Linked DNA regions of Mus musculus: region 1 is linked to region 2. Evidence: chromatin loops called from intact Hi-C (ENCODE). Cell type or tissue: left cerebral cortex. All regions are shown on one strand.

Region 1 (2,500 bases), 51 kb after region 2:
CCTGGTGCCCAAGGAAGCCAGAAGATGGTGTTGGATTGCCCAGAACTGGAGTTACAGCTGGTTGTAAGTCACCATGTGGGCGCTGGGAATCCAACTGGGGTCCTTTGGAAGAACAGCCTACATTCTACCTTCTAAGCCACCTTTCTAGCTCCCCAAACTATTTCTTGGTACATCTGCTTTAGAAGTTAAGTTTCACATCCTATAATCCTGAAGCTACTACGTGTATAGAGCCTGAAACACTGCCCATACAAAGCCTCAATCCACAAGCAGGCAAGTTCACATGCATATGGTGTCTCAGGCAATGCCGTACTGTGGCCCCAAAAGAAAGAACCCAGATGCCCATTAAAAATAAAAAGAAAGAAAGAAAGAAAAAAGAAAGTGGACAAGCAAATTGTAGACTTTTCTTTATAGAGTATTATACAGCAAAGAAAATGTGTCACCCACAGGTTCTGCAGAATGATGCTTATTATGAGATCAAAAGGAGCAAAGCATAACTCCTGCCGAGGAAGGCATGCCAAGGTCATAAATAAAGCTAAAAGAATTAGCAGAATGCTCAGGCAGAAGTTATACTGGCACTGGCCCCCGTGTAGGCCTGTAGGCGGGTTTCTGGGGAGCTGGCTTCCAGGAGGGTTCATTCGCAGCAATTCCTCAACTTGTTCATTTGTGATTTATGTAGTTTTCTCTGTGTTCATGGAGTTTCCAAATAGGAAGAAAAAAAAAAAAAGCAGGTGGGGTGATCCAAGTGCCTTATAGAGCAGGGGCCAAACCGAGCTAGGCCAGCAGCCCCCGCCTAACACCCTAGGTCTCAGTGAGTGGTCTGCTCCTGGGAGCTCACACGGGGGCTGCCACCAGGATCTCCTATACATTAGCTTGGATTGGCCCCCTGGGACCCACAGCCTTCCTAGAAGTGCCCCAAACCATTCTTCTAGCTCATAAAAACTGTCTTCTGCTCAACAGACCCACATTTGTTCAGCGTCGGCCACCCGCACCAAGTCTCCAGACCAAACCCTCTGGTCTTTTAAGTTTCTTCCTTCCTGTTGGGCACGCCTCGTTCTAGGCAGCGACGCGGACCTCGGGTGGCAAGCAAGGTCCCTTGTGCCGGAGGACTCTGTCCCGACTTCCCCCTGCGCGCCTGGCCGCGCCTGCTCTCGCGCTGGTGATTGGTTGCGCGTGTCGCCGGGTGGGTCTTGCTCTAGGGCGCAGGGCCGCGATCTAGCCCCGGCTCCCGGCCGGGCAGCTCCCTCCTCGCACCCCGCACCTCTTCTTTCAGCGGAGCTGGGGGGAAGGGAGGGAGGCACCCGGGGGTGGGATGCTGCCAGGCTCTGCCGCAGCCCGAACCTCTGCCGAGCGGCGCGCACCGCCCTCCCTCGCTCGTTCGCTCGCTCTCTCGCCTCCTTCCCCCCGTGGGGAATTTTCAAGACTGCGCTGCTGCAATTTCCCCCCGGCCGAGGCTGCGCCGCGCCTGGCTGCGCGCACACACGCTTCCGCGCGCAGAGGAGCCGGCGGCTGCTGAATCAGGAGGAAAACAGATCGGCTTTTTTTCAAAGCCGGGGACCAGCGGCTCCCTGAAGCCTCCGAGCCCCGCCGCGCCCCTGCGCCCCGCTCCTCCGCCCTCTGCTCTCCAGTCGGGTTGAATTTGGGGGAGGGGCTGCAGCGTTTTCAGGAATTTTCTATTCTTTCCAGGTCTAGGAAAGTCAGCAAAACAGACGGACAAATCCTTCGCTGCCACCCTCTTCCTATAGCAAAGACCTGGTTTTGTTTTTTTGTTATTTAATTCTTTTCTTTTTATTTTATTTTATTTTTTTACTAATGGGCCGAGCCCACGCCTTTAGCAAGATGCCAAGCTGACCCGGACCTCGGAGGAATTTGAAGCCAGTCTCTGCGTCCAAGGGAGGGGGGACGTCCTTCGTTTAGACTTCGCGTTTTAAAGGGGGTGTGCATTGGAGCGTTGCTTTAAAAAAAAAAAAAGCTGATCTTTTTACACTATTTTTTTTAACTGATTTTTTTTTAACTGAAAAAAATTTTTTTTCTTCTTCTCCGGAGTGGGTGGCCGGGGATCGCCTGGATCGCGTCCCCGGTTATTTTTGCCGCGCCCCTCCCCCGCGCCCCGCCCCCGCGCCCTCCCCCGCACCCCTCCTCCCGCCCGGGGTCACCGCCTCTGCCGGCATGTCCCGAGCCGCGCTCCCCGGCTCGGCCGGGCCGTCCCGCTCGTGAGCCCCCCGAGCTGAGGCCGGGCGCCGCCGCCCGATGGGCTGGGCCGTGGAGCGTCTCCGCAGTCGCAGGTGCAGCCGCCGTCCCCACAGCCCGGCCAGCCTGAGCAGCGGCGGCGGTGGTGGTGGTGGTGGTGGCGGTGGCCGTGGCTTCCGCAGCGCTCGCCGCAGCAACAGCAGCCGCCGCGTAACCCGAGGCCCTTTGCTCTTTGCAGAATGGCCCGCTTTGGAGACGAGATGCCGGGCCGCTACGGCGCAGGCGGAGGAGGCTCAGGGCCGGCCGCCGGGGT
Region 2 (2,500 bases):
CCACTTTTTTCTTAAACTTGCATGGATGGGCTGGGGATAGGAGTGGTGGGGTGCTGGCCTAGCATCCTTGCAGCCTGAGGCTCCATCCCCAGACCCTCCAGAAAGCTCCACTGTTGCTGACTCACTCTCTGTCTAGTGAAGCCTGTGATGGCCACCAGATCCACATGTGCATGGGAGCCTGAATCCACCTGAGCTCACTGAGAAATGAGGGAGAAGCCGGTGAGCTATGATAACTATCACTTTAGACATACCGCAGGGAGCGAATAGCTGAAATCCTTTCTTTTAGCTGTTTTCAGGTGATGTTATTACTAACCTGTGCTGCAGACTCACAGCTTCCAAGGCTGCAGTCCATGCTCACCAGCTTCAGTTTCTGGGCTGTATTTGTGATGAGGCACGTCATGGTGTGTTGCATATGGTGAGGCAGAACTCACTGAGAGGTATTCTGGGAGGAGAGAGGGATCGGGGTTCTAAATCCCTGTTGGGGGTCAATCCCCTGTGACTTCAGTTTCTTCACTAGACCCCACCCCTCACTGGTCCCATCCATCACTCCCGAACACCAGCACGGGCTTCAGCATGTAGCCTTCGGGGCTCATCTCAGCAGTCCAGACTTTAGGAGTTTTATGAGTACTTACCTGGACATTCACGGTCAGTGTGTGGAGATGCATATGACTGCAGATATGTGTATGTTTGCATGCAGGTGTGTGCTGAGCCAGAGGACAACCTTGGTGACCTTCCCCAGGTGCCCAAGGAGGTCACCAGCAGACCTTGCGGTGAGCTCTGCCTCACTTCCCAGAGGGGGGCTTTTTAAAATTTAAGTCTGAGAGACTTAAATTAAAGATTTATTAAATTAAATTAAAGATTTATTTATTTTATTTATATGAGAACACTGTGGCTGTCTTCAGACACTCCAGAAGAGGCATCAGATCCCATTACAGATGGTTGTGAGCCACCACGTGGTTGCTGGGAATTGAACTCAGGACCTCCGGAAGAGCAGTTAGTGTTCTCAACCGCCAGAGCCTTCTCTCCAGCCCGCAGGGAGCGCTCTTAACTATGAGCCTTGTTGGTTTAGCCCCAGCACACACTGCCTGCCACTGCTGGAATTTTACATTGGTTCTCAGGTCCTAAGCTTGTGTAACAAGCGCTTTACTGTGTGAGCTGTCTCCTCAGCATCATCCCCCTTAGTGTTTTTATGAGACACCATTTCCTTACTCCCGGGAACATTTGGCGATAATTTTACCTCAAACAGCGGAACTGTGTGTGTTTGTCTGGCTCCCCGTGTTGAAAAATGCATCCTTTAGAACCTTTTAGGAACTGCGTTTGCGGACCAGTGGTTTAGAACCGCCGGGTTCCCGCTTGAAGGTTCTGTGGCAGACCACCAGGAGGCGCTGTGGTCCACGAGCTGAGCAGGTACCAGGCCTCAGAAGCCGAAAACGCAGATCCCAGGTTGTGTCTCCTGGCCTTTCGCTTCCCAGCTTTAGGGAGCAGTGTTCTGAGACACTGGTCGCAGAGCCCTCAAGACGTCATTTCTCACCATACCAGTCCTCACACAAACCAGTTCTTTTTAAATGCGAAATGAATCTGGTAAAGATCAGTTGCAGGCAGGCTAGCTGGGCTTTATGCACAAGTTTGGAGACCTGAATTCAATTCCTGGAACCTGTGTAAATGTGCCAGGAGCGACACGGTTCCACATTACCGTCTGAACCCTCTCTGCATGCTGTGGCTCAGGTGTGAGAGCACTCACATACACAATAATAATAAAGGAAAAACTTCCAAGATCAATTGCAAGGGATTGTGGCTGTCTTAGTGGCTGGACTCTCGCCTGGCATGTGGACAGAGTTTGAATCCCAGGTCTATCAGGGTCTACGCGGCTGACCCTGAGAGCGGAAAACCTCGTCCTCTCTATGGTCTGGTTTCCTTGTCTGTAAAGTTGAGACAGCGATAGCATCCAGCTCTGGGTGGCAAACATTTCCTTTTGTTCGTGGGTCTATACATGTTTGTGCGTGCAGGCGTGTATACACACGTGAGCATGCATGTGGAGGTCAGAGGTCAATCACAAGCATAATTTCTCAGGAGACCTCCACTCTGGTTTTGTTTTGTTTTGTTTTGTTTTGTTTTGTTTTGTTTTGTTTTAGTTTTTAAAGAAAGGTCTCTCTCTGTAACCCTGGCTGTGCTGTTCACTATGTACACCCGGCCGACCTGAACTCACAGAAATCTACCTGCCTCTGCCTCCTGAGTGTTGAGATTAAAGACATGTGCCATTTATGCCTGGCTTCCACTCTGGTTTTTAACACAAGTCTCTCATTGGGTCCTGGGGCTCATCATTAGGCTAGCTGTCTGCTCTGCAGCCCCAGCAACCCTGGGATCCTCCGGTCTCCCCTCCCCCTCCCCCTCCCCATGCTAGGGATACAAGGCTGCAAGATGTCTGGCTTTTTCCATGGGTCCTGGGGATGAAGCTCAGGTCCTCATGCTCAGAAGGCTTTCCGCACTGATTCTTCTCTGC

What was found. A loop is a pair of places that touch in the nucleus more often than their neighbours do. Peaks named below come from ENCODE experiments on the same cell type or tissue, not always from the same donor. Only the 100,000 strongest peaks of a DNase experiment are listed, where the experiment ranks them.
Region 1: it touches region 2 in a loop (2.1-fold over the local background); 5 of 42 quality-filtered maps call a loop at or near these places.

The regions. Positions count from the first base shown.
Region 1 is chr8:84,413,219-84,415,718 of GRCm38, forward strand. Cacna1a (calcium channel, voltage-dependent, P/Q type, alpha 1A subunit) reads left to right here and starts at 2,146. Exons shown (of 47, transcript NM_007578.3): 1 at 2,146-2,500. The coding sequence starts at 2,427. In left cerebral cortex, no CTCF peak of the experiment used is centred here; DNase peaks (open chromatin) are centred at 1,343, 1,870 and 2,421; H3K4me3 peaks cover 1,605 bases; H3K27ac peaks cover 1,523 bases.
Region 2 is chr8:84,362,532-84,365,031 of GRCm38, forward strand. It overlaps a transcript of Cacna1a not described here. Among named protein-coding and RNA genes, the nearest start is that of Gm23626, 17 kb to the right of the region's middle. In left cerebral cortex, a CTCF peak has its summit at 1,378 (motif pointing right); a DNase peak (open chromatin) is centred at 1,375.